Regions from separate parts of the Homo sapiens genome. Here region 2 is linked to region 1. Evidence: chromatin loops called from intact Hi-C (ENCODE). Cell type or tissue: CD14-positive monocyte. All regions are shown on one strand. Links, peaks and the distances in the headings refer to the core of each region. The heading gives the core; the rest is flanking DNA. Region 1 overlaps BASP1 (brain abundant membrane attached signal protein 1). Region 2 has its middle 170 kb from the start of LINC02223.

Region 1 (17,042 bases), core at 13,598-16,097:
TACATCTCTATAAACAGTTCTGACTACAAAACTAGACAAATGAAAAGAAGCAACACCTCCATGCTACCAGGATAAAATTTCCAAAGACCTCATTACAACGGTTACCAGCAAAGAGGATTTTGAATTAGTACAAATTCACAGATTTTGGGGGTAATCTGGACTAAAAGAGTTCTACTTCACTAATTTAAGCCTGTGTTTTCAAATGAAGGGCAGTATCACATGCAAATACAACACATATATCCAAATTCCTAACTGGGTCCTAACTAGGATCAGCTTTACTTTGCAAGGCTCTAGAACAAAGATAACCAAAGTTGTATTACAAGATTGACAGCCTAGGGTATTTAAACACATCCTGACATTGACACCAAGACCCCAGGGTGAGTGTGGGGTCAACGGTTATAACCAAAAATATGGCCTTCTGTTCCATGTACTAACACACTGATCTGTTTTATTTAGATACTGAGTTTAGTAACCTCAAGAATTATTTACCGTAGTGAATAGGGAGAATTTCCACATTTGCCAAGGCTTTCTTTACGAAAGAGCTGGGCCGGGTGCAGTGGCTCACACCTGTAATCCCCGCACTTTGGGAGGCTGAGGCGGGCGGATCACAAGGTCAGGAGATCGAGACCATCCTGGCTAACATGGTGAAACCCCGTCTCTACTGAAAATACAAAAAATTAGCCAGATATGGTGGCGGGCACCTGTAGTCCCAGCTACTCAGGAGGCTGAGGCAGGAGAATCACTTGAACCCGGGAGGCAGAGGTTGCAGTGAGCTGAGATCATGCCACTGCACTCCAGCCTGGGTGACAGAGCGAGACTCCATCTCAAAAAAGAAAAAAAAAACAGCTGAAGACAGGATGTAAGATTTAGTCAAGTGTTGATTGATATCAAGTAAGGAAGGGAATTGTGTGGTTTTATTCCCCAGCTATTGGATGAACTAAACTGAGCTGACTTCTTACAGGGCTAACATGAGCAAGCACTGAACCAACTGTCCTTTCCTACCCGTTGATCAGACAGCTGGGAAGTCCTCTTGAAGGGAAAGATATTAAAATTTACTGAAGATAACCAAAGTTGAACGGAAAACAGATGATTAATAACTGACACTCAAAAAGAACATTCCACACATTCTTTGAAAACGCATGGAGTCATATCAATATTTAAATACAGTTCACTATGAGTCATGTTTAAATAGTCATATAATTGATGCCATACATCAGATATTTATCAGAAAGCATGAACCATTCGTGGTGCTGGAAAAGAAGATGACAAACTAGGGAAGAGATGGCAGGAGATGAAGGGGAAAAGTAGGTCAGGTTCAGATTTGGAATGAATGCGGTGATGCCTCAGTACATTCAGATGAGACTATCTGGGGATCAGGCGAGCATTTTTATCCCAGCTTCCATGGTTTCCACAGAGCACTTGCATCAAATGCTAGACACACAATACTAAAGGTTTCTCCTCACTGTTCTGAAGCTTGACGTTAGTCTCCATTAACACTTAACTACAGGTTTCATCAAATAGACGTCAAATTATTTCCAAGATAAACATCAGTAGGTGTTAGTTGAAAGGGAGGGGAGGGAGACTCAGCTTCTTCTGTTTCTTTTAAGTTTTATTTTGGTTTCGATAAAAAAAAAACTCAGATAGCCAGCTACGTAGAATGAATTGACTGAACAGTGACCACTTTTCCTGCATAAGACAGCTGAGATGAGGAAGACAACCAAATGAATCTGGAAGATTTCAAAGAAAATGTCCAGTGCTGTACTGAAAAAAAGAGGGTAGTTTAAATAGAAAAAATATATTAATAGAAAGGCACCGAGACAAACAAGTCACAAACCAAATAAAGTGTCAATAGGAGTGCCAATCAAACTGTGTATATCCATCCAAAAGAGAGAAGGCCACTGAGAACAAGAATCCCCCAAATAAGCATTTATGTAATTAAACAGCCTCTTAACATACGTTGTGTTTCATACATGCTTGGCGAACACTGAGAACTACAGGTAATCTTACTTTAGAAAGCAATGTCAGGGGGCCGGACACAGTGGCTCATGCCTGTAATCCCAGCACTTTGGGAGGCCGACGTGGGTGGATCACTTGAGGTGAGGAATTCAAGACAAGCCTGGCCAACATGGTGAAACACTGTCTCTACTAAAAATTCAAAAATTAGCCAGGCATGGTGGTGCATGCCTGTAGTCCCAGCTACTCGGGAGGTGGAGGCAGGAGATTCACTTGAACCCAAGAGGTGGAGGTTACAGTGAGCCACTGCACTACAGCCTGAGTGGCAGAGCGAGACTCCATCACGGAAAAAAAAAAAAAAAAGCAATGTCAGGGGACACTCACCTAGCAAGAACCAGATTATAGAACCTGTTTAAGCATCTTATTTCCAGAGACCTGTAATGTGTGCAAGCTCAACTATAGATTTAGGCAATTTTCTTTCTTCAAAATGAGCCATACCGAAGTCACTAATGTTAAGAACAGGTTCTCAGTCTGTGCTTTAATCCAGAAAAGCATTCTGGGTGAGCTCAGTGAGAGTTCTTTGGGTCCTTCATTAGATAGCCTTATCACCTTTCTTTCTTTTTTTTGTTTTGTTTTGTTTTGAGACGGAGTCTCGCTGTGTCGCCCAGGCTGGAGTGCAGTGGTGCGATCTCGGCTCACTGCAAGCTCCGCCTCCCGGGTTCACGCCATTCTCCTGCCTCAGCCTCCCAAGTAGCTGGGACTACAGGCGCCCACCACCACGCCCAGCTAATTTTTTGTATTTTTAGTAGAGACAGGTTTTCACGTGTTAGCCAGGATGGTCTGGATCTCCTAACCTCGTGATCCGCCCACCTCGACCTCCCAAAGTGCTGCAATTACAGGCGTGAGCCACCATGCCCAGCCACCTTATCACCTTTCTTTACAATACCTCCATCAAGAATTCTTGGTTGTTTACTACCCGGTGGGCTGGTAGATTTCATTAGCTTTCAAAGTATACAGAAAAATCTCAGCTTTTGAAAATTCCAGAGGAATGACACAGTAGCGCAAGCAGCTTTTTAAATATACAGAATTTTGTTTTATTTACATCGACTGCCTATTAAGAATTTTTTTCTGAAGATTAGAAGATACCAAGAAAAGTACTAAAAACATTTTTTTCCCTTAAGATATGGGTCTAGTTAAGAGTGCATTGCTCACCATATTTGAACCACTCAGCTTTCAGATATCAGGGTCTTCATATCTTTAATTCCTATTATTAAAATATTTCTGGGTTTTTATTTCCAACAATAACATGAAAAATAAACTCTTAGGACCTGCTCTCAGGATATATTCAGTAGCCATCTAACTACACAGGAGAGGATATGAACAAACAGTGAACATTTTATCAATCAGGAAACTAGCTCTCGGCCGAGCGCGGTGGCTCACGCCTGTAATCCCAGCACTTTGGGAGGCAGAGGCAGGCGGATCACCTAAGGTCAGGAGTTTGAGACCAGCCTGACCAACAAGGCGAAACCCCGTCTCTACTAAAAATACAAAAAATTAGCCAGGCATGGTGGCAGGTGCCTGTAATCCCAGCTACTCCAGAGGCTGAGGCAGGAGAATTGCTTGAACCCGGGAGGCAGAGGCCACAGTGAGCCGAGATCACGCCATTACACTCCAGCCTGGGCAACAAGAGTGAAACTCCATCCCAAAAAAAAGAAAAGAAACTCGCTCTCTGGATAACCTGCCCAAGATCCCTACAAATGTAAATACTGGTTTAAATACGTGTAATAAGAAATCATTTTTGCTTTTCTCCCCCAAGGTAGAATAGTCTTAAAGACTAAACGCAAGGGTGGGGGTGTCCAATCTTTTGGCTTCCCTGGGCCACACTGGAAGAATTGTCTTGGGCCACACATAAAATACGCTAACAATAGCTAATGAGCTAAAAAAGAAAAAAAAAAGTCTCATGTTTTAAGAAAGTTTGCAAACTGGTGTTGGGCCACATTCAAAGCAGTCCTGGGCAGAGAACTGGACAAGCTTGGACTAAAGCAGTGATTCATAAAGAGCAATTACTCTGGGCCAAGTAGTGTCTGAAGGTCTAGGAAAACAAAAATCAGGCAGAGTTCCTACATCCAAGGAATCTCCCTGTGGGGTCATGGGAAACAATCATCAATTTCAGATGGTGGTTAGTATAAATCAAGCTGGAGGATGAAGGCTGGAGGAATGATAAAATACTAGTTACCAATCCTGTCTTTCATTTGTTGACAGATTTCATTTTAAAAAACATCATGGTCAAGAGTCCCAGCTACCTTGGTAAGCTATTTGCAACTCAGGAGTCAAGAGAAAGGAGCACTTTTGAGCAAAAGTAACGTCGACATCTGAATAGGGATGTAAGGAAATGTAATTCATATGAAAAAACATAAAGAGCAGGCCAGGCGTGGTGGCTCACGCCTGTAATCCTAGCACTTTGGGAGGCCGAGGTGGGCTGATCATGAGGTCATGAGATCGAGACCATCCTGGCTAACACGGTGAAACCCCGTCTCTACTAAAAATACAAAAAAAATTAGCCCGGCCTGGTGGCGGGCACCTGTAATCCCAGCTACTCGGGAGGCTGAGGCAGGAGAATGGCGTGAACCTGGGAGATGAAGCTTTCAGTGAGCCAAGATCGCACCACTGCACTCCAGCCTGGGTGACAGAGTGAGACTCAGTCTCAAAAAAAAAAAAAAGAAAAACATAAATAGCAGACGGGAGCAACAGCAATTCTTCCTGTTTCTCAAGCTGAGTGGCCCATCTTAATGCAGTTAGCCTGTCAGGTGAGAGCCCCAGCAGAAGACACTTCCCCAAGGAGTCTGACAGTAACTACAAACACTGTGTTCAAGAGCTAAAGCATATTCTTACTGTGTTTTAAGAACTAGCTACTCTTGGAAATCTTTTCCTTCAGTTTCTAATCCCCAAATGCCTGCTTTTTAATGGAAATTTAAGATGTGTAAATCTCTTTTCTATCTAGTGATTAAGACCTTTAAACTAAATGTAATCGATGCTGAATTCTTCCATATTCTCTACAGTGATATTCACATAAAACTCTTTAAATAATAGCCAATTGAATATCTCACTGGAATATCTCACATGGCTTAGTCAGGCAAAAGAGGTGGATCTAGGGACAGATTGAAGAAAAAGAATATAATTGATCGGAGTAGTAAACTTAATGACTATCTGCTGTTTATATCTCTACCCCATGTATCTACGGACCAACATTTGCTTCGCTGTAATTACTGATTTCCTTGTTTGCCTTCACCCACTGTAAGCTACTTAAAGGAGATGCGTCTCCCAACTCCATCAATAAACAAACATCAATTCTGCAATATTTTAGTGTGGTTTGTATGTTCCCACGTCACATTCACATGGTAGAAAAACCTCATGTCAGCTGTTCATTTGTATACAAAAAAACAAGTTTGCAACATATTCTTGGCATTTTGAAATCACTTGAACCACTTTTAGGAAGTTTTATCTGAGAACTACATGAACAAATGCCACTGATGTTTCATTTAAAGAACAAATTCATCACAAAAGCAATTATTTGTACCTTTTAACTATATAATTTTTTTTTTTACTTACGGCTTCAAATGTGTAAGTGTATATCTTGCTCATCCAATCCAATAACATATTTATAGAGCAGGAATAGAATAATCTTCATACAGTTGAAGTATGATGTGTGCCTACAATAGCAGAAGACTGAGATACACACAGACATTTCCTGAAGTCGAGAAATGGTAGACTCTAAACATCTACCAATCACTCCTTGGGCTTGTTTGTATTTTCCAGTATTGTTTTTTGTTTGTTTTGTTTGTTTGTTTGTTTTTGAGACTGAGTCTCACTCTGTCGTGCAGGCTGGAGTGCAGTGGCGCGATCTCAACTCACTACAACCTCCACCTCCTGGGTTGAAGCAATTCTACTGCCTCAGCCTCCCCAGTAGCTGAGACAACAGGCGTGTGCCACCACGCCCAGCTAATTTTTTTGTATTTTTAGTAGAGATGGGGTTTCACTATGTTAGCCAGGCTGGTATAGAACTCCTGAACTCAGGCAATCTGTCCGCCTCGGCCTCCCAAAGTGCTGGCATTACAGGCGTGAGCCACTGCGCCCGGCCTGTATTTTCCAGTTTTGAAACCAAAATGACACCATCACCATCACTAGCAAATCATATCAGAATGTTGAAAAAAAAAAAACAAAGAAAAGAAAATATCATCTACTTGGAAACACACATCAAAAGGCGTATCAGTCACCTAATTACTCATCTGTGTCATAAATTGCTCCTCAACCATCGATACCATGTCATTCCAGCTAAGTACACAACCCACAAGATGAGCCAAGGCTTCCAAACAAAACATACAGTAGGTCTGTGAGAAACCAGGAGGCAGTATGGTGCACTAGAGACTCGAAACATTAAGATAAAAAATTAATTGCAAACTGCCCTTCCCATTCTACTACCTGATTTAAATAACACTGACATGGCCTTCTGGACTAGATGACCCACAGCCAGCTCCTTCAGATCTTACCCAGGGAGTATCAGCTGTATGTTAGGGGAGGAACACAAAGAAGGGGAAGGAGATATAGGAGTTTCAGCTGAAGAGGATGCCACTGGCCAATTCATGAGCTGAATTCATTTAAAATGAGACAATCTTCAGACCAAGTATTGATTTAATAAAGTGCCAAGTGTTTATGGCATAGATTATAGAGATGGTATGAGAATATCTTATATTTCAACCCAGCTCACAGGTATAGACAATAAAGACGCCTACCATCACCTCAACTACAACTATAGTTTTAATATGCAAACCAGAAGCCTATGAAAATAAAAATTTTGCAAATAAAGGATCAACATCCAGAAATGTTTTGGAATGAGTAAATTGTATTGCTAGAACTAGACATGCTTACTGGAATCTTGCATTATTATTTAACTACAGATTACTTTAGAAATCAATTTCATACCATTGTGAAAAGCTACAAACTTTTTTATTTAATAAGAATTCCATCAATAAGAATCAGCAAAAGAAAACTAGACATTGATCTGATGAGAGATCTCAAGATGGACACAAAAATATTTCTAATAATCCTAGTTAAAACTAAGTCCGATGGCTGTCTCATGTCTCAGAAATGAGACAGCAGAAGGTGAATGTTGACCATCTAAGAGGTATGTGACATGGAAGAGGAGGGGGAGTAAATCACAAATGATGTCTTAGTTGTGCCCCACCTCCTCCTCCAAAAAAAAAAGAAAAAGAAAAATCCACGGTGATGTTTGCCAAAGGTTCGTTACAAGCTGGTTCCTGGATGTGAAAGTAAAGGACAGCGTTCTGAAATGTGCCTTATTTGCACAGCATGATGTCACATGACCATGAAACATGCCCTTCCACGTATCCAGCCCTTTACTGGACCACAGGTTCGGTTAGGTGCTAGAAACTGACATCCAAAGATGAACAAAGCAAGGTCCTAACCTCGTAGAACTCACGATGCAGAGTAAGTAGTCACAGCGCAGAATTAGAGCTAAATTCGTTTTTACTTCATTAGGTTTATAATTGACTAATGTGTAAAGATTTCAAGCCACCTGCTTTTCTAGGGACCTGATGTTCGCAGCTTCACAAAGGCTGTTACTAAAATGCATTCAGTTAAGTTGTTCAATAATGATTGATCCAAAGCAGACCAAAAGCATTCAATAACCTGGAAGGACAGACGAGGAGTGTAACCACAATCATCCTCAGCTTTCACTCATCGTGTTGTGTTTCTGAAAGGTTCCCACAATGTAATACTATTTGTCTCCCTCAAATAATACACAGCTTCATTTTTCATTTCGGACTCTACCTTGGGAGGACACTCAGATGCATGAGCCATCAGTACTCATTACTTGTAATGTCTCAGGGCTTTAGAACAACTACTGCTAAGGTTATTGCCTGGAAACAGAATAATTACTGTAATTGGAGTTCATCAGCTATTCATCTTCATAGTAAGCACAACTGATGAGGTGAAATTTTGGCCCATTTATGGAAGTCATCTCAGCTGCCAAAGGCGATGTTCAGAAGACACGTGCTCTCCATGAACATAATGTACTGTAGACAACCTTCAACACTGAACAGACATGGGGTGCTTGGTATGGATCAGAAATTGTTATAGGGCACTGTTATGGGTCCACAAAACAGACACATCCCTGCCTCCTGGATGTTTTAATCTAGAGGAGCAGAGACGTTACATAATCTCATCAATTCTGGCAAATGCAGGGACAAAAATGCCCAGTGCCAGGAGGTGTGGGAACATCTTTGCAAGAGTGACATTTAAGCTGAGATCTGAACTAGGAGTAACTTCAACAGTGGGGAAAAGAATATTCCAGGCAGAAAAAGCAGTAGGCATGAGCTTGGAGCCCTGGGAGACCTGGGAGCCTGTTGGTATGGCTGAAGAGGGTGGGTGAGAGAGTGTGTAGGAACGGAGGTAAGAGACGAAAATAGAAGGTGAACATGCTGAGAGCCGGTGTTTTATTCCAGGTTTAATGGAGAGTTAGGCCTAAAATCTTAAGCAGAGGAATGTCATGCTTGGATTTAGGAGAGTATTAGGGCAGTGATCCAGGAGAGAATAGAAGCTTCCACTAGATTAATGGCTTCAAGTAGAGGGAAATGGACATATGTGAGTTTCACTACCCAGGAAGGAGGCCATATGGGGAATTCCAGGAGACAAGCCTAGTTTTCTGGCATGATTGGAAGAAGGTGCTATCTACCAGGAAAGTGAGTGCTAAAGGTCCTCACTGACATTGCATTGAAAATAGACACTGCATAAATTTTAAGAGTTAAAATTTTTAAATTCTACAATAACTTACATCCTATGTTTTATGTAGAAAACAATTCAGTGAAAGTTGTTATAAAAGACATTAAACAGCATCGTTTCAATTATTTTTAAGACCAGTGGTTTGTTTATCTAGTGTAGTAAAATTAAATTGTTAATTCTCAATTTCACTGGGGATTCATGAGGCAATATTTGTATTGCCAGAGTTAACGTAATGTGACCTTAAATTTGAGCCAGGAAAGCAATAACTGAATTACTTGACAGGGTACGCCTAAAAGTCGTAAACTGTTTTAAAAAGACCCTCTCGGGCTGGGCGCAGTGGCCTGTAATCCCAGCACTTTGGGAGGCCAAGGCGGGTGGATCATTTGAGGTCAGGAGTTGGAGACCAGCCTGGCCAACATGACGAAACCCCATCTCCCCTAAAACAAAAGACAAAAATTAGCCAGGCATGGTGGCACACACCTGTAATCCCACCTACTTGGGAGGCTGAGGCAGGAGAATCGCTTGAACTCGGGAGGCGGAGGTTGCAGTGAGATGAGATCACACCACTGCAGCCTGCATCACAGAGCGAGCCCCTGTCTCAAAAAATAAAATAAAATGAAATAATAATAAAAAGGACCCTCTCAAAAGGGTTAAGTGTAGACTTACCCACACCCACACTTGTTGAGAATGCCCCTCAAAAGAATCCCTGTAAGTATCACTACTTGTTTTATTGCTTGGAAAGGCCCCAAAATTCATTAGCCTTGGTTTCTATAGTCATGGAGGATTTCCATGATTCCCGACACACACTTCCCTTTCCTCGGTGTCCCACTGATTCATAAACTTTCTGTCAAAACCCCCACCACTCTTCCTGCACTTGCTTCTATTCAAGCCCCTGCCTTCTGTCTTCAACCCCAAGTCTCTATCCAGTAAAATCTGTTCCACCGTTAAGAGTCTGTCTAATGAATCCCTAAAAGAAAGCACAGATGCTAGAATAGGATTTTAAAGTGGCCTAGGCATCTGGTCAACTCTTCTGTCTAGAACAAGAAGGGCTCTCTACCATTGCCACTCTGGGTAGGAGATTTTAAAATGAGCTTCCCCAGGATCATTCCATTCTGATTTAGAAAACTCAAGTCTGGGCCAGGTGCGGTAGCTCATGCCTGTAATCCCAGCACTTTGGAGTTCAAGACCAGCCTGGCCAAGATGGTGAAACCCTATCTCTACTAAAAATACAAAAAAATTAGCTGGGCGTGGTGGCACACGCCTATAATCCCAGCTACTTGGGAGGCTGAGGCAGAGAACTGCTTGAACCCGGGAGGCAGAGGTTGCAGTGAGCCAAGATAGTGCCACTGCACTCCAGCCTGGGTGACAGAGCAAGACTCCATCAAAAAAAAAAAAAAAAAAACCCAATCCTACCAACATGTTGATCTTGGACTTCCAGCCTGCAGAACTATGAAAAAATATATTTTTGTTAAGTTATCCCATCTGTTATTTTGTTATGGCAGCCTGAGTAGACACAGGAGGAGAGCATTGGTGCCTCTCCAACTTGTGTTAATGCGGGTGCATCTTCCCAGCCTCTCCCAGACTTCCCTTCCTCTTCTCCTGCTCTGGGCTTTCGTCCCCTGAACACAAAGTGAGGAGGGAACAGAGGGGCTCAGAAACAATAGGTCATTGACTGCTGACCTAGAACAATGCAGTTTTGCTTCCTGTATTGTACTTACCAAAAATTCTGCCCACATAAGGGGAATTTGAACACTTCTTGGAGCAGAAACCAAGGGCTTTCTTTCCCCTCCCCTCAGCCAGGAGCAAGGCTGCACAATTACTATGCTCAAACGTCCCCAAGTACAGCCATTTCTTCCTTTTCGGAAGGGTTTTCAAACCTTATTTAACAAGACATGCCACTGCTCACAGGTGCCTTTTCCTCTCTCAAGCCTGGAACTGTGTAATTAGCTAGGGAAGTAGTTAAATGTGTTATCAGAATCAGATTTAAGTGGAAATGTGTCCCCAGCCAGTTAAACCTCACACTAACCACAGTGCACGTTAGTGTCCTCAAACATTTGATTCTATCTGTGGATGCTTTCTCTACCTGGTAAACTATGCAAACAACTGCTAACAGGTCAGGGCTTGCTGGTTTGCCACGCTGTGTGATATCCTAAGAGTTTTGTTTTTTTTTTAATAGGTATACATCTCTGAATTCTCACCCCCTTCCAACAGGAAGCACACTCAACTCAAAACTGGCTTGGGTTTCTTCCACTCCCCTTAGAAACAGCAGTAACATTTTTTGCAGCATTACATCATTCTGGACTTCTTTGCCCTTTTTCTGAGATTCCTGGCTAGCTCACTGAAGAAAAGACAAAGAATCCCGCTTTAGTCGTATGCTTAGCCAATGCGGATCAATACAGAAATGAGACTCACAGGTAGGAACTACGGATCTAAAGAAAGCAAGTTAAAGGAATAGTGTTTGTACGTGTGTCCCAATCTGCCAACTGGTCCCTCTATCCATCACTTCCTTCTCCCCTTAACGTGGCAGTATTTGTTGCTGGAAACAAGGATATGGTCAAAGAATACATTGCTAGTCACAGCATTAAATTTCAACAAGGTGATTTGATTTAAGCAAGAAGGGCTAATTAACACGGGTTTGGGGTGAGGTGGAGAGATATGAAGCTTGTTGGCTTTTAAATTCACTTCTTTGTTAAATTCACTTTTAAGTTAAATTCCCTGCATTTAAGAGTTAGTTAAGTTAAACATAACAACTTAGAAATATTCATAGGACTCCTTTCCCATTAAGAATTCATTTCATTTAACACTACAGTTCTTACCGTAGTGGAACCATGTTACCATTCCATTGGATAGTTACCTCTCTCTGCATTGTGGTCAGTTGAGTTCTCTTACGATGACCCCCTGTACCTGTCCACCCAGAAAACTTTGGTACAGATGAAATCAAAGCCCAGGCTCTCTGTCTGGATGGCAGAAATAAATCCAGTTACAATAGAAAAGTAGAGGTGAATGGAATAAGCCACTTATGTCCTGTTTTTGTCTCTTCTACCAATGAAAGGATAACCAAACCTTCAATGAGACTTTCCATCAGTCAATCATCGGGTCAGATGAGGAAAACTAGTAACATGCAGCTGTGAGTCAGAAAAAGAAACACATACCTGGGAAGCATTATCAATCTTGTCTTAACAACCTTCTGGAGAACATTGGTACAAACACTTGTTACTATCTGCCTGAAAACCAAACATTTGAAAATTCTGGAACCAGGTTTCTAAAGTCCAGTTGGGTGAGCCTTGGGAAATATGAGCTTGGGTTCTCAACAACAGATCACCAGGGCTACTGAGCAAAACCCAGTGCCACAATAAACCTCCTGTCAATAGGGTGGCATTCACCCTGTTTACCTGAGGTTGGGTGATTATGAGAAGCCTTTGGAGGCACTGTCATCACCAATTGTTAATCGAGATTCTTTCTTCCTTAGAAAAATGAGTTATTGGCCGGGCATGGTGGCTCACGCCTGTAATCCCAGCACTTTGGGAGGCCAAGGAGAGCAGATCACTTGAGGTTAGGAGTTTGTGACCAGCCTGGCCAATATAGTGAAACCCCATCTCTACTAAAAAATACAAAAAAATTAGCCGGGCATAGTGGCGGCACCTGTAGGCCCAGCTACTTTGGAGGCTGGGGCAAAAGAATTGCTTGAACCTGGGAGGCGGAGGTTGCAGTGAGCCGAGATCGTGCCACTGCACTCCAGCCTGGGCGACACGGCGAGACTCTGTCAAAAAAAATATTGTATATATATATATATATAAAAATTAGTCAAGCTTGGTGGCGTACACCTGTAGTCCCAGCTACTAGGGAGGCTGAGGCACGAGAATTGCTTGAACCCAGGAGGCAGAGGTTGTGGTGAGCAGAAATTGCGCCACTGCACTCCAGCCTGGGCGACAGAGTGAGACTGTCTAAAAAGAAAAAAGGACGGGTGCGGTGGCTCACACCTGTAATCCTAGCACTTTGGGAGGCCAAGACAGGTGGATCACGAAGTCAGGAGTTCAAGACCAGCCTGACCAACATGGTGAAACCTTGTCTCTACTAAAAATACGAAAAAATTAGCTGGGCATGGTGGCGGGTGCCAGTAATCCCAGCTACTCGGGAGGCTGAGGCAGGAGAATCGCTTGAACCCAGGAGGCTGAGGTTGCAGTGAGCTGAGATTGCGCCACTGCACTCCAGCCTGGGCGACAGAGCAAAACGAAAAAAAGAAAAAAAAAAAAAAGAAAAATGAGTTATTCAGAGAAGATTCCAGGACACTTTATCTAATCACAGTAATAATGGCTATAGTAAATACCCAGGTGATCATCTAACCTCACCCTGCCTTCTGGGTGCATTGCAGAATTAAGGAGTGGGAAGTCACTCCAGAACTCTCTGCCTGTCCATCTAAAGTCAATCTGATTTCTCTACATTTTCCTTTTCTCCAATCATCTTACACCTAAGGCAAATACAGACACTGTGATCCTCTAATGAAATAGCTGAGAACATTAGTAAGGGTTAAAGACAGCAAATATTCCTACAGCCTCTACAGTTTCCAAGGCAAGCTCAGAGAAGGACAGGAGACCATCCTATGAAGACCCAATAACTCCGAGGAAACCTTTCTTCTCTGTCTCTTTAAGAAACAGCTAGTTCTCTCTGTCAGTGGATACTGTTTTCCCCCTTTTGATACACTATTTCCCCCATTAGATCTTGTTACTATTTACCTTGGTTATTGTATTAGTCTACGTGGTAATGGTGTTTTGAATAGACTGTCAAAGGAAAAATGAAGTGGGTCTTTTCAAAGTCACTTTGCCATGCAATTCAGGAAATTTGTAATTTAGAAAGCTCAACCAGGAAAAGTTTTTATCTAACAGCTATTTCTTCATAAACTTAAAAAAGAAGTATTTTTCTCTAATAGAACCACAGCTTTTCTTTAAAAAGACAAAGAAGTTTTAATTTTGGTTTATTTTAGGAATATATCCATTTCTGAATCTACGTAAGTGTAATAATTAAAAGCATTATGAAAATAAAAGTTACCTATTAATTGTGGGTTTCTCTGGAAAATGTAAATTCAAACCTGCTCTTATTGACCTCAATATGTCATTTTAAATGTGAAATTAAAATTGTGTCTCATCAAAAACTAAACTTATCACAGATTATCCAAACACAAATGCACACAGTTTACATTTACCAACATCAGTTTCAAACATCCCAATAGTATGCTTTAGAAAGTGTTTTAGCATCTTAAGCACTTATGTTCCATATTTTAAGGACTACTTCAGAATCTAACAGATTTTTTAAATCCTCTAAATCACCCCAAATACTATAAATGGTAATTTTAAATAAAAAAGATTAAACATCCCGTTGTATGCAGCTCTCAAACCAATAAGCCAGATAACGCTAGAAATCGGCATAAAAGCTCTCCATCCACCACCTGCCACGACAACGTGCACACTGGATCTGCCAAGAGGGCCCCGAGCATTTCAGGGGTGGGTGGGATGCCTGACTGCTCCGCTTGCTCTATAGCCCCCAAATAAGTCTAAAGCCAGCTGGCGTTCTTTTCAAACACATACCCACCATCGCCAGCTTCCCAGCCCCCAACCACTGTGCATTTTGGGAGAAAAACAAGGATTTAACTTAAATTTTAGAAAAACTAAAGTTTAGTTTTATGAAGAAAGTTATTTCAGTGCATGCCATATACTTTTTGGCATATAAAGGAAACCACGTGCACATAATGTAAGAAGCAGAAAGGAGTAAGTTGAGGGGAAGATGGCCTGTGGATGAAGTGGCAGCAGGTAGTGACTGCACCGTCCCCCTGGGGCATGTGTGGTGTATTAAAAGGCCGAAGAGGTCTCCTCTGGGGGAGATCATGAGACGGATATAGGATCCAGACTGGTTTTTTTTTTAATGGTTCTAGGGTACAAAAAAAAATGGTAGAAAAAAAAGTTTTACGTTGCAGACAGTGAGTAAGAGTGACTCAATTAGACATTCTCTGCTTCTCTCTCAGAAGAGAGGGGCAGCAGGAGTGAGGCTTTATGGGGAAATAACCTGGGTTTCCACGCAGCCCATAAGCAGCTCGTGGGACTCTGAGCAACCCACTAACTTCTCTAAGATTATTTTGAGTTCCAAAATGAGTGTTTAGTCATGAGCTTTTAAACCTTCTGCTCCAAGGAAAGTACTTACAAAGGACTGAGGTTTCGATAGTGGTTAAAAGCAGCCACTGGCTTTCTGTAAGTGGATCCTGCGTGGACGCGGAACAAAACAGATTGACCAATTTAGGCAGGACTTGGTTTATTTCTAATCAGGCAACACTAACTACACAGTGGCAGACGGTCTGCTAGAGCCTGGTCCATATCTCAGAGCAAAATTGCAGATAAGTAAGACATTTGGGGTTATGACTTCCATCTGCAATGTCCAAGGAGAAACGTGAAAGTATCAACCAAATCCACATTTATAGTCCTCAGTAAGAGCAACCACAATCATCATACTAGAAAGGAATGACTTAAGGTATTAGTCTCCATTCACTATGACAAGAAGCACCTCTAATCTACAAGCAATTTAACGTAATACTGATGAAATATTAGAAGTATACACTGGATCTCTTCCATAAATAATTTTTCATTGAAGAAGTTAGTATCGCTCTCTCTAAATTAATACTGAAGATGTCAATATGTGAAAAGGCTACCCATTTTATTCAAGAGCCCCCCTTCCCCTTTTTTCCCCCCCTGAAGAGTCCATATTACCTAAGATAAAATGGCCAAGGCTTAGGAGAAGTACAGTGTAGCTCCATCTACACGGATTGAAATCCTAGGAAACTTTTTAAAAGACATAACCACTATATCTAAAATCCCCTTCCTTACAGTGAACACCTGACAGATAGAGTAAAATATATGACTTCCCTCCAGAATCCGTAAGATACAAAAACCTGTTTAAGGAAGCTGTTAAACAACAATTTACCCAAAATGAGAGTGAATTCACCTTTGCTCAACAACAAAGTGTCCAGAAGGACAAAAGCAAATCCTTGGGCATATCCCTGAAGTAAATGTCTGAAATGTTAAGACCAGTTCCAGAATTGATCCACCCCAAATAGCTGAAATTCCAAAGACTTTTTTGTTTTGTTGTTCAGAGTTCCTGATTTCTAAGGTCCCCACGGGGATAATTCCTTCCAAAGATTTGTCAATAGATCACAACATCTTTACATTCCTACATAATACAACTTTCAGTTTTACTCCAGGTATGGAGGCGGTGGGCATCTGATGCCTGTTTGGCAGGGGCAGGGTGGAGGTAGTGGGAATAATATGGAATGTAAAATACCTAAGTTGGCTTATCAACCTTAGTACTAATGACTTAGACTTCTTTCAAATGCTAATGATACATCTGATTCAAGACACAACAAAGCTAAGGATTTTCAGGAATCTGAATGAGTTACATCTACACCCAAGGTCATACAGCTAATCAGGGTGAGTCCAGGTCTCAACATATCAAAGCAGTAATCCTGTCTCTGAAGTTCCAAGGACTTTCATTTTTTTCCTTCAATTAAAAAAAGTACAAATTCAGTATGGAGGCTGGGTTGTATTAACCTACCCACTTTTGAAACTTAGTCCACATGAACTACTGACGTATTTAGCGTATTCTTAACCACACCTGGAGGAGTTTTCTAAACCGCAGACTTCTATATTCTACCTACTGAGCAAGGCACCACCATTGGCCTGTCTTGCAATAATGGTCTCTTTGAAACAAACATATGAGTAGCTATAGATGAAGGATGCAGTAAAGAAAACTGATATTCACACTCCTTTAAAAAGATGCACTGAATATAAGGAGGCATTGTCCTAAGTGCATGACAATTTTGTTTAATACTTACAGTAACCATGTATCACAATTCCCATTTTCTAAATAAAATTGAGGCACAGAGAAGGTAAGCAATTTACCAAAGATCATACAACCAGTAAATGGCTGAGAGAAGATTCGAACCTGGTGCTGTGGCTCCAAAGTCCATCCCCACCATGCCTAACCCTCCAAATCATGCTTTCTAAATATTATACTCCCTACACAATGTACAAATTGCTGAAATATCTACTTCAAACAGAAGTTCAAAACACAAACCAATGAAGTCCAGTCCTGCCTCCTTCAAAACGAACCAAAAAAAAAAAGAGTTTATAAAATGCTTAAGTGATAAGGGGAAAATATTGTGTAAATGCTTTGCTTTCTCCACTGCACACCATTTTCCTATATTATCCTGAAGTGTTTCCTTATGCCCTGGGCCCCTGTGGTGCTTGCAG
Region 2 (17,042 bases), core at 7,829-10,328, 750 kb before region 1:
GTCACCCAGGCTGGAGTGCAGCTGTGCAATCATAGCTCACTAAAGCCTGGAACTTCTGGGTTCGAGCAATCCTCCTGCCTCAACATCCTGAGTAGCTGGGACTACAGGTGAGTCCCACTACACCCATTTCCAACTGACATCTTGATTGTAGCCATATTAGACCCTAAACTGAGGATCCAGCCATGCCATGCCAGGACTCCTGACCCACAAAATCTGCAAAATACCACATATGTGTGCTTTTAGCTAGTAAGTTTGTAGTGATTTGTTAGCAGTATAGAAAATGAATACTTCTTTTCTTTCCAAATTATCTTTATTTGTCCATTTTGACACCTACACTCAAATTAAAGGATTTTTTTCTCAAATATCACATGATCCTCAGCTATTTTCTTATATTTAATCATTCCCCAAAAAGATGAGAGAATTTGCACATATAAAGTTTTTGGAAGGTTTGACACCATGTTCTCACCACCACCCTAGAGCTAGGGAGATGGCTCTATCCAGGAATAAAACACTGGTTTGTTCAAGCGGGATACTATGTGATACTAACTTCTCACTTCTATTTCAAGATTAATCCATAGAAGTAATAGAATAAAGTATCAACTCTGTATTAAAGCACCTCTAACTAAGATGCCAGGAGAAAGCACTTTAGGCTGTGCAATATCAAGGCCGCATCCTAATCAGCATTGTCCTTACTTATCCTAAAAATTGGCTAAATCTTTCAGCTTGAAAATTCTTTTAGTCAGTATTCGATAAAGTATGATTCAGTAACAAATTAAGTAGCTTAACACTACAAAACATTACAAAAGATTAATTCTCATGGACACATTATCTGATATAGGTGAGGTGATATGATGGGTCAGTAGTTTTCTATGTATGAAATATTCATTTCTTGTTTGTGGAAATATATATGATACAGATGTTTTGGAAAACAGTTGACAGTTTCTTATAAAGATACTTTTTTTGTGAGTTTAAAAAAAGCAGACTCCTAGCAATGACTCAAGAAAAATGTGTAACAAAAAGACTTGTCCACAGAAAGACTTTTTTATATGATGTCCATGGAAGTTTTGTTTACAATAGTCAAACTTGCAAATAAACCAAATGTTTGTCAACTAATCAATGAATTATTCATACAGTGGAATATAGAACTCCACAATAAAGAGGAACATACCACAGATACATATAAAAATAGGAACGGGCCAGGCACGGTGGCTCACGCCTGTAATCCCAGCACTTTGGTTGGCTGAGGCGGGTGGATCACAAGGTGAGGAGATCAAGACCATCCTGGCTAACACAGTGAATCCCTGTCTCTACTAAAAATACAAAAATTAGCTAGGCATGGTGGCACGTGCCTGTATTCCCAGCTACTTGGGAGGCTGAGACAAGTGAATCACTTGAACCAGGGAGTTGGAGGTTGCAGTGAGCCGAGATCATGCCACAGCATTCCTGCCTGGCGACAGAGCGAGACTCTGTCAAAAAAAAAAAAAAGGAATGAATCACAAAAGAATTATGCTAAATAAATGTGAAAAGGCAACTACAAAAGATTATATGCTTTATGATTTCATTAAATTAAATTCTATAAAAGGCAAAAGTATAGTGACAGCTGATTAGTGCTGCCCGGGGCCATGGAAAAGGGAAGAGACTGACTGCAAAGGAGATCATGGAAACTCTTTGAGATGATGCAAACATCCTATATCTTGATAGCTGCGATGGGTACAAGGATGTAGACATCGAATTTTACACTGAAAGTCATGGAGGCTGAGGTGCAGTGTCTCAAGCCTCTAATCCCAGCACTTTGGGAGGCCAAGGTGGGGTAATTGCTTGAGCTCAGGAGTTTGAGATCAACCTGGGCAACATGGCAAAAGCTTGTCTCTACAAAACATACAAAAATTAGCCAGGCATGGTTGTGCACACCTGTAGTCTAGCTATTCAGGAGGCTGAGGTGAGAGGATGACTTGAGTTCAGGGGGCAGAGGTTGCAATGAACTGAGATCACACCACTGCACTCCAGCCTGGGTGACAGAGCAAGATCCTGTCAAAAAAAAAAAAATTAAAATTAAAAAAAGAAATCCTTGAATTTCGGGGTGAAAAGTCTTAAAGGATAGCAGATTTTAATCTTTTTTCCATTCTAAAAGTCTACATATCCCTACACATGTAGACTCAGGCAACAGGGTGAACACAGAATTCAGCCTGCGCACTTTGTTCCCCAAAGTAGCAAACAGATAAGAAGCAATTCTCACACACGTGGCATGGTGACAATGGCTGGGAAAGAAGTACTTTATCTTGAGAGCAGCTTGGAGTGGGGATACTCAGATAATGTTTCAGTGGAGGCTCCTTTAGACCAATTTCTGAGCCTTCAAAAGAAGAGCACAAGAATAAAGAAGAGAAATTGAGAAAGTGATGAAGTTCTAGAGCTATAACTGGACAGTGTAAAGAAAAATGTATTATGTTATTACAGAACCTTTTTCTTCCAGTCTGGTGTAGCCTTGGAAACAAAAACCTATTAAAGTGCATTCATTGATTTTTTAAATTATGAAATGAGGACGTTACTTTTAATGTCTAAAACACTAATTTTATTAAAGTTTAATTACTGTAGTGACTACTACAGCAGAATGTAGTTATAGGCAAAAATGTTGCCTACTCAGCAGGTGCTGTTTTCCGGGGGATGAAAAAAATCTCACACCTCAGTTGCTCTGAATAAATACTTCAGGGGTGCTACAGTGTCATCTTTTAGTGATTGATGCAATCAATGTTTCTTCCTAATGTTTCCAATTAAGATAAGTTGTCATCCAGATTTGTTTCAGCTTTTAATTAGCATGCCAGAGCTGTCTTTAGAGTAAAATTCTGAATGTATGTTTTTGAAGTAACTTTAAAAACTTAAGGTGTTTTACAAAGAAAGAAAATGTGGCATTTATTTTTAAATTATGACATAATGATATGAATAACTATTTACAGAGATGATATATAGAGAAGACTTAAAAATTTTTTTATTTCAATAGTTTTGGGGGAATAGGTGGTTTTTGGTTACATGAATAAGTTCTTCAGTGGTGATTTCTGAGATTTTGGTGCACCCGTTACCTGAGCAGTATATACTGTACCCAATGTGTCGTCTGTTATCGCTCACCCCACTCCCACCCTTTCCCCGGAGTCCCCAAAGTCCGTTGTATCATTCTTATGCCTTTGCATCCTTGTAGCTTAGCTCCCACTTATAAGTGAGAACATACAATATTTGGTTTTCCATTACTGAATAACTTCACTTATAATAATGGCCTCCAACTCCATCTAGGTTACTGCGAATGCCATTATTTTGTTTCTTTTTATAGTCAAGTAGTATTCCATGATGTATATATGTATATATTACATTTTCTTTATCCACTGATTGGTTGATGGCCATTTAAGCTGGTTGCATGTTTTTGCAATTGTGAATTGTGCTGCTATGAACAAGTGTGTGCAAGTGTCTTTTTTCACATAAGTGACTTACATAAGATACATTTCTATTCTACACATAAAATTACCTAATATCGGCTGGGTGCCATGGCTCACGCTTGTAATCCCAGCACTTTGGGAGGCCAAGGTGGGTGGATCACGAGATCAGAAGTTAGAGACCATCCTGGCCAACATGGTGAAACCCCGCCTCTACTAAAAATACAAAAATTAGCCGGGCATGGTGTCACACACCTGTAATCCTAGCTACTTGGGAGGCTGAGGTAGGAGAATTGCTTGACCCCAGGAGGAGGAGGTTGCAGTGAGCTGAGATGGTGCCACTGCACTCCAACCTGGGAAACAGAATGAGCCTCTGTCTAAAAATAAATAAATAAATAAATAAATAAATAAATAAATAGATAGATAAATAAAATACCTAATATTTTCATTAGAGCAAGAACACAATAAATCTAACCCTTAAAAGTTAATAATTAAAAAATCTGTTATTTTAGCTTTAGAGGTACATGTGAAGGTTTGTTACATAGGTAAACTCATGTCACAGAGATCTCTTGTACAGATTATTTTGTCACCCAGGTACGAAGCCCAGTACCCAATAGTTATCTTTTCTGCTCCTCTTCCTCCTCTCACCCTCCACTCTCAAGCAGGCCCCAGTGTCTATTGTTCCCTTCTTTGGTTCATGAATTCTCATCATTTAGCTCCCACTTATAAGTGAGAAAATATGGTATTGGTTTTCTGTTCCTGCATTATTTTGCTAAGGATAATAGCCTCCAGCTCCATCAATGTTCCCAAAAAAGACATAACTCTTGTTCTTTATTTGGCTGCATAGTATTCCATGGTGTATATGTACCATATTTTATTTTATGGGCATTTAGGTTGATTCCATGTCTTTGCTATCATGAATAGTGCTGCAGTGAACTTTCACATACATGTGTCTTTATGGTAGAATGACTTACATTCCTCTGGGTATGTACCTAGTAATGGAATTGCTGGGTGGAATGGTAGTTCTGCTTTTAGCTCTTTGAGGAATTACCATACTGTTTTCCACAATGGCTGAACTAATTTACACTCCCACCAACAGGGTATAAGAGTTCTCTTTTCTCTGCAACCTCAGCATCCGTTATTTTTTGACTTTTTAGTAGCCATTGTGACTGGTGTGAGATGGTATCTTGTTGTGGTTTTGATTTGCATTTCTCTAATGATCAGTGATACTGAGCTTTGTTTCATATGTTTGTTGGCCACATGTATGTCTTCTTTTTAAGAGTGTCTATTCATGTCCTTTGCCCACTTTTTAATGGGGTTGTTGGTTTTTCTCTTGTAAATTTGTTTATGTTCCTTATAGATGCTGAATATTAGACCTTTATCAGATGTGTCATTTGCAAATATTTTCTCCCATTTTGTAGGTTGTCTGTTTACTCTGTTGATAGTTTCCTTTGCTGTGCAGAAGCTCTTAAGTTTAATTAGATCCCATTTGTCAAGTTTTGCTTTTTTGTGATGGTTTTTCGTGTCTTTGTCATGACATCCTTTTCAGTACCTATACCCAAAAGTTATTCATTATGTAAGAGTTTACTAATATGTTTTCCTTGAATCCCCTAAAATAGGTTGCAAAGCTATATATATGAATACATTTTTCTCACGTAAAAGAATTTCAGTATTGCTGGTGATATTTGAGTCTTGAAGGTGTCTGCGACCTAAAGACAATTAGCATTTGCTAATAACAAAATGAGAAACTACTTTAAGTGTCATCTTTATTTATATCAATCAACATTTTGTGCCTTGGTGCTAAAAGGATCTGGAACATTACCTAAAACGTAAGTGTGACTTTAAATTTAAACCTATTCACTGGTCCCAATAATAAAATATATAATAATAACAGCAAATATTTTATAGCAACTACCATCTGCCAGACAAGGTCCTAAGTATTTCATACATAGAATCTCAGCTACCTGCTGCAATAACCTTATGGAGTAGGTGTATAATCATCATGCTTCTCAGATGAGGACATTAACATTTGAGTGGCTCGCCAAGATGAGGCAGCTAGCAGGTGTCACAGCAGTAGTGTTAGAGCCAGGAGTCAAATCCTTGCTCCAGAGGCTGCTTTGAACCAGCACATACAGTTGTCTTTTAAACTATGTATGCTTTCAAAAGTATTCCTTTCAAAAATTCATACTATGAAAAGTTTACTTTACATGTATTTTTAAAATCAATTTGGTCATCAGAATGCAATCTACCTGGGTTAATGTCATAACACGTATTATCACTTATACTGACAAGCATTCTCAGCTTCAGTAATCAACTCTGATGTTGTTGAAAAAAAATTAAATATATATTTATATTGATTTTTAAATATACCTCTGTTAGGAAAAAATGGAATGAAGTGATTCTTTATATGACTCTTCTACTTCTTTGCATTGTAGTATAGCCATAGGATAATCTGGATTGATCCTTTATTTTGGTAGTAAGTTGCACATTTGCAAACAAGGTAATAACTATGTAAAGTTCTCCTATAACTTTTTATATGTCTTTAAATTATTGTTGTTTTTCACTTGTTCTGTAAGAGCCACATTATTTAATTTCCCTTACATTTAGCTTAATAATGACTATATCCTTGAACTGATGATAATATTTTAGGGATAAGGCAGCTATTTTAGAGCTCCAAATGACATTATGTGCAATGAGAAAAGCTTTGGCCAATATTAATCTTCATAGGGCTGGGTATCCTTCTACAGTAGAAGCTGAAATATTCATTCCTCTATAAAAATTGTTTCATATGTTAAGTATCTACTTATACAACAGTAATATAGTATGTAGCTAAGAAATGCTTTCTGGTTCCTATACAAAAAGACTTAAAAGATTTTTACTTTAAATTTTTGTTGTCTGAAGGATAAGTTATAACATCTTGAGGATTTCTTTGTGTTTGAGACATCATAGAGAGCATTTCTTATCACTGAGCAATATTTTATAGAGCTTGAATTGATAGAGAATTTAGAATTTTGGTCTTAATTTTTTTTAATCACCATTTTAAGTGAGTTGAATAATGAGAAGACAGAATTTTTTTTCTTTTACTCAAAACTTTTTTTTTTAAGACATAGGGTCTTTTTCCTATCACCCAGGCTGGGCTGGAGTGCAGTGGCACAATCACAGCTCATTGCAGCCTCTAACTTCTGGGCTCAAGCCATCCTCCCATCTCGGCCTCCCAAAGTGCTAGCGTTACAGGTGTGAGCCACCACACCTGCCAAAAATCTCGTGAAGTAATGTTAAAGAAATCCTCACACAATCTAAAATACTGCAAAATTGTGGTGTTCTAATTTATAAAACTATAGAGGTTGAAACAAGAGGATGGACGAGACTATAGATTTTCTCAGGTAGACCAGGGTCTAGAAATCACAGATGTAGTCAGGGTCAGTGGCTCATGCCTGCAATCCCAGCACTTTGGGAGGCAGAGGCGGGTGGATCACAAGGTCAGGAGATTGAGACCATCCTAGCCAACATGGTGAAACCCCGTCTTTACTAAAAATACAAAAATTAGCCGGGCATGGTGGCGGGTGCCTGTAGTCCCAGCTACTCTAGAGGCTGAGGCAGGAGAATGGCGTGAACCCAGGAGGCAGAGGTCGCAGTGAGCCGAGATCGCGCCACAGCACTCCAGCCTGGCGACAGAGCGAGACTCCGTCTCAAAAATAAAAAATAAAAAAAAATTAAAAAAAAATAAACAGAAAAGAAAAAGAAATTACAGATGCTCCTCAATTTACAATGGGGTAATGGGGTAATGTCCTGATAAACCCATCATAAGTTGAAAATATCACGTTGGAAATGCATTTCACACCCTTAATCTACCAAATAGAAAAGCCTTAAACATATACAGAACAGTTATATTTAACCTACAGTTGGGCAAACTCTACTGGCCACATAGCCCACTGCAGAATATCAGTTGTTCTGGGAGTTGCAGGTTATCGCCGTGGCCCAGCATTATGAGAGTGTATCCTGTCACATGTTGCTCCCAGGAAAGGATCAAAATTCAAAACTTGAAGTACAGTTTCTACTGAAAGCATATTATTGTTGAATCATCATAAAAATCCTAAGTTGAAGTATCATAAATTGAGGACCTTCTGTAATGAAACTTTAAATGTGTGTAATTCTAATATATATCAAATTTTCAAATGAAAATAATAGCTATATACATGTGTATATTTTGTTAATTTATCAGAACCACTGACCTGGTCCAGTTTTTTCATTATATAAGAACACATACAATTCAAGAGAAGTTAAATGACTTTTCTCATAAGTAAAGAAGGACTGGATCTAAGACTAGTAGGTTTTTTTTTTTTCCAAATTTGCAGGTCTATCTGTATATCAGTAATTTCTCACTGTTACATTTTTAATTTCTATATATAATATTTGGACTTGCACTTTCTGCAGAATTCTGCAATTTGTTATGCTTGATCTCAAAATGATTTTAATCATAGTATTTTATGACCGAGTCTTTGACTTACTTTAAATATTTTTATCATGGAGAAAATAACCTAATTATATTGATTTTATAAAGTATCATTCATTTAGTTTTTCCTGGATGTCATACTTTAAAAGTAATAGGATAAAGTTTTATTTGGCATAGAACAAAATTGCCAATTTGAAAAGAGTATTAAAATCCTTTGACATTTTAAAATTTGAAATGATCCTGAAAATCAAAATTGCTTCTCGTAGTTTCGGCCAATATCAAGAGACTTCCTGGAGTGTGATGAAGTAGTTGTGTCATCTGAGTTTCACTTATTCATCTCATCTTATTTGATCTCACTATTGCTATAAACTTTAACCTCGAAAAATTCTCATCTATATCCACATAATTCTTATTCTTTTAAGTTTTATGCCACTTTACAGTACATGATAGCTTTAAGTGGGTTTTGATACATTAAGAGAGAGATAGTTAAGCCTGAAATGTGAAGGCTTCATCATAAAAGATTATTATCCTCAAGGTACTAAGGGAGAAATTGTTATATATTGTACTACTGTTGAGGGAGAACTCTAAATGTAGAGGACACTTTGAAAAACATCCCAAACTCCATCTCATGGTGCATGCAGCTCATCAGTAACTTGGCACTGACCCTTATCCCTTCTCAAGTCCTGCCTCTCCCATTTTCTTCATTTTACATTCTGTATTTCAGTCCATAGTTGTTGACAAAATTGATTTCACTTTTCTTACCATTAGCATGATACTGCACCTACCAAATGATTTTTTACTCTTCTATTTATATGCCAATCTTCTCATTAGACCTAATTTAAATTCAGAGACTAAATTGTGTTGTCTATTCCTTCCTGACCACATTCCAGGTTACAGGACGGTGACTGCCACACAGTAAGTGCTCATTAGTTAGAAACTGAGTGTCTTAGGAAGACTATAGTTAGAATTTTACCAGAATTCATACTATGAAAAGATTACTTGGATGAAGGGGTGAAAGAGGACAGGTTTTAGAAAATGAGAAAAAGTCTTGTTGTAGAAAATAATGTGTGTGTTATGCTTCAAATGACGAATAGGACGTTCGTGGAATAAAATGCTAGAAAATGGACTTAAAAGGAAATATTGAACAAAGATAAATAATCAAGAAAGCATGTATAAGAAAGAAGAATTACTCCTATCCAGCTAGAATAGCAGGAAGAAAGTGAAAGGCAAAAAGGTCAAGACTATACTTTAGAACACTCTGGGGTTTAAGAGTTAGGATTTATTTTGTAGGTAACGTAGTAATTGTATTTGGATATTGCATAAGCATAAATGAAAAACCATTGAAGAATTAGTCTACCATTTTTTTAAATGTAAAAGGAGGATAATTAAAACAGCATCTAACAGAATGCCTTGCATACAGTAGGAACTCAACGTATTTTTGTTGAACACTGAATGAATCAATGACCCGTATTTCAGAAAAAATAATTTTTGCCGAATGTGGAGTAAGGAGGAAAATTGAGAGGCTATTAACAATAGTTAACCTGGATTCCATCTTCATCCTAAAGAAGGTAATAGCAAAATGGACTATACACTTTTAGTAATCAGCATGAGTCAATTCCCATCAACAGAAGGTGTTATGAACTAAATGTGTACCCCCAAAATTCATATTGCTGAAGCCCTAACCCCCAGATGATCATATTAGAAAGTGGGGCCTTTGGCAGGTAATTAGGTTTAGATGAGGTCTTGGAAGTGTGGCCCTCATGATGTGATTAGTGTCCTTAGAACAAGAGGAAGAGACACCAGAACTTCTCCTTTAAACCACTTGAGGACACAGTGAGAAAGGCGCTATATACGCAAGTCAGCAAGACCTCACCAGACTTCGACCATGCTGGCACCCCGATCTCAAACTTCCCAGCATCCAGAACTGTTGTTTAAGCCACCTGGTCTATTTTGTTACAGCATCTTTCTATGGTCTGAATTTTGGTCACCCTCCCCCCAGAGTAAGCTTTTACCAGACACCAAATCTGCTAGTGCCTTGACCTTGAAATCCTCAACTTCCAGAACTGTGAGCAATACATTTCTGTTGCTTATAATGTACCCTATCTAAGGTATTTTTTATGGCAACCCAAAAGAACTAAGACACAGCTTAAACTAACTAAGACGCAAGGATTACTGGGCTTGCAAAAATGTGGAACAGGTATTAGCCATGAACATGCATAAAAATGTTCAGGCCTGTCTGGCCCATAAAATCTATATCACTTATGAATAGAAATGTATTTGATTGACTTGCTCCCTTTTCATCTTTTTGGATATGCAATGCTTACACATAAGAGGAATATAAATATTACATACTGTTTTTTGGTCTTTTTTAACTTCACTTCAGTTGTCTCTTCAATAGAATTTAGATACAATTTCAGTACAATCATTGTGTGTGTCCTTGACCAGCCATTCTATCATATCGATTTACTGGAAATAAGTTGCATTTATATTCTTTGTTATTTATGTTTGACACATTCCCAAGTTAGTTGGATTAGGAAAGAATTCACTTATCACTTCTGAGTTAATGAACTGGAGAAACATTTTTCTCTTTATGGTTTTAAGTCTTTCTGCCTAATTACTATTTTCCAATAAGCTAATTTGTATATGTGGCAACGTGATGATTAGGACTATACCTTTCTATATCTTTGTCCTTTATTTTTGCACGGAGGTCAATAATTCAGAAATATGATCTTTTTCTCAGACCTTCAAATTTCTCCCATGATAGGAATTTTTGCCTTTATTATTCATGTTGTATCTGTAGTCAGGTACAACTACAGATTGTAGTTGTAATAAATGAAAAAAAAGATTGTACAGAGATTCCTTATACTTATTCTACAGTTTCCCATAACTTAGTTCTCCTCATTCTTTATTGGGATGTGTGTAAGTTCAATAGTCTTCTTCCTTGGCTCCCTGTGCTCATTAGCTTTCATAACTGAGGCATAAGAATCAAGTAGACTATAGAGAGCATTGCCTCTGAAGCCAAATATTCTGGGTTACTATTTTGTTTCTGCTACTTTCTATGTCTAGAATGAAGCCATTTCTAGACCTCTTTGGAGCTAAGTTTCTTTACCTCTAAAAAGTGGATTACAATAGTACCCTTCTCATAGGGTTTTTGTGCAATTAAATGAGTTCCAATGTATGAAGCGCCAAGAACTATGCTCTGTGTTTACTATTAATGTGACTCTGAGATTTCTCTGTCATCAATGTTTTATCTCCTTTTTGTTCATTTTCTTAGATACTTCTTATACTTCTGTTCTTTCAGATTTAACTTTCATGCTAATAATTCTCAAAGCATTTTTCTAACTCCACCTCATAGGTTGGCTACAATCCATATTTCTACCTAGAATATCTTGACTGAATTCTGAAATTTAGTATGCTTACAGTTGGCAAATTATTCCTAACCCAAGTTATGAACCTTCCCTATTTCACTGTGTTACTACCACTAAGTGTTTGATTGCTAGTTTAGAAAGCTAAAGTTATCCCCTCATGTGTTATATCAAAATTATGTTTTCCCTTCCCTCAAAGATCCTCTTATGTTCTATTTTTATATTGCCTTTTAATTAATCTTATCCTCTTCTACTTACAACATTTTATGACTGAATTTGGGAAATAGCCTTCTAAAGTTTACCTTGTTTTCAATCATCTTTCTACTTTTTGTTACCTTTCGTAACATTATTAGGTAAATTATTCTATAAAATAATATTTATTTCATAACCTGGTTGACAATGTATAATAACTTATTACCATCTAATCCTAAACCTTAGTTTGCATTAAAAGCCTTTTCCTGATTAACCACGATTTATCTACCAGTTTTATTATCTTCTTTCACTGGTAAGATTGTTCCTTCATTGTTACATATGTTCTATGTTACCCAGAAAGCTTGTTACAATGCAAACCCTTGACCCTTCCTCAGAGATTCTTATCAGTATGTAGAGCAAAGGAACCTGCAGTTCCATCCATCAAAACAATTCACTCTGTAACAGGTGATCTATGAACCACAATTTGAGAAACTGGGATTCTGCTTTAAAGATTTTTTTTTTTTTTTGAGACGGAGTCTCACTCTGTCGCCCAGGCTGGAGTGCAGTGGCACGATCTCGGCTTACTGCAAGCTCTGCCTCCCGGGTTCATGGCATTCTCCTGCCTCAGCCTCCTGAGTAGCTGGGACTACAGGCGCCCGCCACCACACCCGGCTAATTTTTTGTATTTTTAGTAGAGACAGGGTTTCACCGTGTTACCCAGGATGGTCTCAATCTCCTAACCTCGTGATCTGCCCACCTCGGCCTCCCAAAGTGCTGGCATTACAGGCGTGAGCCACCGTGCCCAGGCTAAAGATTTTTTTTAATCCTGAAATATAATATTGCGAGAGAAATTCCACAAGTTAATAAGAATTTACTCAAGATAACAAAACTCAACATGGAATTATATGTAAGTATTGTGAAATTACAAATAAAAAACATGTTAAACATATAACATTTGCCATGCTGAAGAGAGATAGAATTGAAGTCGGAAGTCTTAATTCTGTCTTCACTAACTTTGTAAACATCACTAATCATTGAAACTCTCTAAGTTATAGTCTATTAAGTTAACAAATAATCCGCCTGCAACATGTAATTGTTAAGAAGATCATATGAGAAAAAAATATATAAAATTTTATCAAAATTGCAATTTGCAATAAAAGGAATTATTTTTATAATACTGGTGTTTTGAACCCCAAAGACTTTTTGGAGTTCAGATTATGAACTTCTAAGAAGTTTATATTGATTTTTATTCAAATACATATCATTATTTTAAAATACATAGTTAATAAGTCTAGCTTCTTATTTATATACTTGGAAACAAACTATAGGGAACATTAGAGCTACAAGGATTTTCATATTTCTAACTATTATGAAGAATTATAAGCTAAAACAATAATTAAACATCTTCTTTAACATTTACTGTCTATATTGAATTTTCATTATAAGGATGCCTGCTTATTTAGCAAAATGGACTATATACTTTGAACCAATCTGGTAAATACATCAGAAAATAACTTGGAATGCACAAATTTAATTTGTTCTTGGATAATTTTGTTTCCAATAAAAATAATTTGCATCAGACTTGACTGAGAAGTGAGATTATCTTACATTTAGAAGAAAATATTTAAGAAAGCCAAATCTTTTCTCCAACTAGACGTTGTTGTGGACTTTAGAAATCTGACTTCTGTGCCTGGAAACTTTAATAGAGTCTTAGAGTGTTGTTAAACTGAAACCTGAAATAGTGAATATTTATTATGCAACAGCCAGTTGTAAAACCTGCACTCCACTACCAGGTAAGTCAAGTATAAAAAGAAAAAGTAGCTCAAAGTAATTTGCAGATTCCTCAACTGTTCCTCCTAAAATTAATTTTAAAATATAATCACTTCATCAGTGTTATTTTTATCTTAAATTATTATGTTATTTTATCCTTAATAAAATAATCTCTAAATTATATTTATACTTAACTGCAAATAAAGAACTCCACAATAAGTTAATTTCCAGTTATAAAATTGTAAGCATTTTGTTTTCTTATGCAATATTTATTTATTTATTCAATATATAATGTATGATATATCCTTGGAGCCAAGTACCATTTTGGGTAGTAATAGCACATGTCCCAGCCTAGGAATCATTATATTCAAATAGGAAATAATTAATACTAGAAATGCTATTATTCTAATAAAATATTTAGTTTGAAGAATGTCAAATGCTATGAATATTTATAGCATTTTACTTACTTTAACATCCTTGGAATAGTATTCTTAATAAATCTTCATTTACCTCCTGTTTTTTGTCCTCAAAATCTTTTTCTTCATTTTTCTTCCCCCAACCTCAATACCACATACAGTTAAAACAAATCAGAAATGAAATGATTAACAGTAAATCCCCAGGCACTAACAAGGATGTGTTTTATGATGTTACACAGGAATTGTCATGCACCTAGAGCATTCTACAAGGAAAATATCAATCAAGCCTAAGATTATAAGCTATGTTTTCTACATTATTTAAAAATATATATATAAACATAAATATCAACTATTTAAAACACATTTAAATTAAGCTATTTAAAACACTATTTTTAAAATGGCACAGCTACAGAGAGGCAAGAATCATCAAAATCCATGTATTTATTTCATGAAAAGGCATAATCCATATAATATCTAAATACTATAGTTTCTCTAGAGATACATATAAATGTCTTAAATGTAATTCTGAGTGTCAAATATCCATAAAAGATTTGGCCCCAAGCATTTTATGAGACTGTGTAATTGAATGATATTGCAATAGTCCATAGCAATGAAAGAGAAATGAGTTATACCACAATTCACTTGAACTCTTTAGTTAGAAAGCATAACAATGTAAAATGATATTAGAAACTAAAACCACAATGATTGAAACCAAATTGTCATCTACTTTAAAAGTTAGAAGACATTATATGTATATGTTGTTTTCCCATGACCTCATGCTGTCCTCTGTTTGATTAAACATTGGCATTCTCTTTCTCATCAGCAGTAACATCAAGTAACTACATAGATTTTGTATGCATGAAGAGGCAGATAAAAATTGAGTGTAAAGATCAAGGTTATGACTGTGATACGACCAAAGGAAGGACAAAAGAAAAAACAGGAAATTTTGAATTCCATTATTAATGTATGACAGTTCTGATAAACATGGATTCCCTATAATTTTTTCAAGAAATCTAATTTTTCACACTTTCTTGGTGCCAGGAGAATCTCAACCCATTTAACCATGTTCAGGAAAGAGGCACACAGTAAAACTGTAATATCATGCTTTGGAAATTAAACTGTTTAAATGTGTACCTTTGTCTGATAACTTACCTGTTGTGTGATATTGAACAGTTTACTTAAACTCAAAGTACTAAATCTTCTTCACAGAGAAGAAGAAAATGAGGTATGTTGTATTTTTAGTCACCTTTATATCCAATGGATCTTTTAGTCACCCTCCCTTTGGAAAAACTGTACATTTCCAGCCTGTTGAACTCAGGCATGACTACGTGACCTTTTATGACCAACGAAATGTGTATGGAAATGGCATGTGTATCATTTTTAAATCAGAGGAGCAGTCCAAGGTTCTCAGGGGCTCTGCCCCTCTGCCACAATGTCTGGCCATGTCCTTCAAAAAACATGGAGTGAGCCTCAGTAAGCCCATCTTGGACCCACAGCATAAGGGAGAAACCTTTGTTGATAAGCCGCCGATATGTACCAGTTCTCTGTTAGCCTGGCTGAAGCTTAACCTAATTTTCCACAGTTGAGATGGGAGTATTCACTGGTGTTGATACCAAACCCTTATGAATGCAATAAAGAACTGGAAAGGGATTGACTATACAAAAGAGATAATAATGGAAAATGAATTGGTGGAAAAATCTTATTATTTGAATAACTATAATATATTGTTTCCATGCAATCAAGCATTGCATTAATAAAGTTTGCTTTTTATCTGTTTATCCATATTGTCGCTTATTCTTTTCTCATTATATATTTCCATCTTTTATGAGAAAAAGATGCCAAATCGCTTTTAGAAAAGAAAGAAATAAATGACAAGACCATTCTAAATGTTCTTCATCCTGTTTTAATGTTTTTTAAAGCTATTTTTAAAACATGGGAATGAATCTGTTACTCCATATAGCCAAGAAATCCGATAGCCACTGAAGAATCTAAAGCAATTTGTTATTTTAATTAAAGTCATTAAAATCATAGTTGTTAACTATATTAAATCTTTTATAGATTCTTTATAGAATCTTCATGGGGTAGAGGGAAAAATCATTGAATAAATAGTACTTTTGTCAAACATATACTAGGTACTAAAATCATTTAAATAATGTATGTTAATTTTATCTGTTCCTTTAAACTATATTTGGGGATTCTTGTGTAACAGTTCTACAAGAAATATATCCATTATCTATATTAATAACCAAGAAGTTTTGGGCAATGACTATGAGCCAGAATATTGGGGCCATACAGATACCAAATGCCTCTTAAATAGGATTCAAAGTCTCGACAGAAAAGAATAACAAACAGCCACTGATGCCCCAGATATCAGAGAAATTGGCTACAGAACATTTTTTATGCCAGTAAGTAGAAAGTCATATGTTTAAGAATGATAAGTGTGAAGAAGCAAAATGCCCCAGTGTCCTCATGGATCTTCACATTCATAATTCTTCCAGCATTTCGGATCAAGTCTTGCTAACCCAGTGCTTACTTTTGCTCCTACTAGTAACATGTAGTGCATTCAATTTCCTAAATACTGCTCCCCTTATATGCATGACTGGAAAAGAAAAGGGATAAATATAAAGCCTGTTAGAGAGACAATCAGAAATTCCAACTGGCTTGGAATAGGGAGGGCAAGTTTCTTACTGGAGCTTGAACACAGTGTCAAACTGGCAGAGCACAAATTGTAGAGATGAGCAGGGAACTGAAGTCAGAATGTCTGAGAAAGAAATCTGGATGGTTTGCTAACGGGGGCAATTGCAAATTGGAACCTGAGAGAAATAAACTAAACTTAGGGAATTCGAGTCAAAGGGATAAACACAGAGCACAATGTGGTAGACTAGTCATGACTGATCAAAACGAGGTTTTATCTGCCTACTTTGGGTAATATCTGAAATGAAAGAAAACTTCATATTAAAGGAGCCAGAGAGTGAAATGTTATCATTCCCAGTATAAGCCTTCCCTAGCTCCAGCAGAATACCATTTCATCTTATCTACCTGGTCTTTTACTCCTCTTTTTCATTTTACACTTTTAAATCACATTGTAGATAAACTCACCTTTTTCTTTCTCCTGTATTCTTGACCAAACTTAGCCTAGCCTTGAGGAAACAGAATGCCATTCCCTCCAATGCTCTCCTAAGGAAGATCTGCTGTGTTGTTGGCTTCAGTGGCAGAAAGGTAAGTAGGGCCACTACTTCCCAATGATAGTCCCCTCAATGCTGACTAATATGGTTAGGCTTTGTATCCTCACTCAAATGTCATCTTGAATTGTAATCACTAGATGTTGAGGGAGACTGGTGGGAAGTGGTTGGATTATGGGGGCAGTTTCCCCCATGCTGTTCTTGTCATAGTGGGTGAATTCTCATGACATCTGATGATTTTATAA

What was found. A loop is a pair of places that touch in the nucleus more often than their neighbours do. Peaks named below come from ENCODE experiments on the same cell type or tissue, not always from the same donor. Only the 100,000 strongest peaks of a DNase experiment are listed, where the experiment ranks them.
Region 2: it touches region 1 in a loop (10-fold over the local background); 1 of 110 quality-filtered maps calls a loop at or near these places.

What each region holds. Positions count from the first base shown.
Region 1 is chr5:17,222,896-17,239,937 of GRCh38, reverse strand. All of the region lies in intron 1 of BASP1 (brain abundant membrane attached signal protein 1), which reads right to left. Among named protein-coding and RNA genes, the nearest start is that of BASP1, 14 kb to the right of the region's middle. RefSeq lists enhancers at 10,658-10,737, 11,858-12,358. In CD14-positive monocyte, for the core only: no CTCF peak of the experiment used is centred there; a DNase peak (open chromatin) is centred at 14,807; H3K27ac peaks cover 923 bases.
Region 2 is chr5:17,969,607-17,986,648 of GRCh38, reverse strand. No RefSeq gene overlaps it. Among named protein-coding and RNA genes, the nearest start is that of LINC02223, 170 kb to the right of the region's middle. In CD14-positive monocyte, for the core only: no CTCF peak of the experiment used is centred there; no DNase peak of the experiment used is centred there.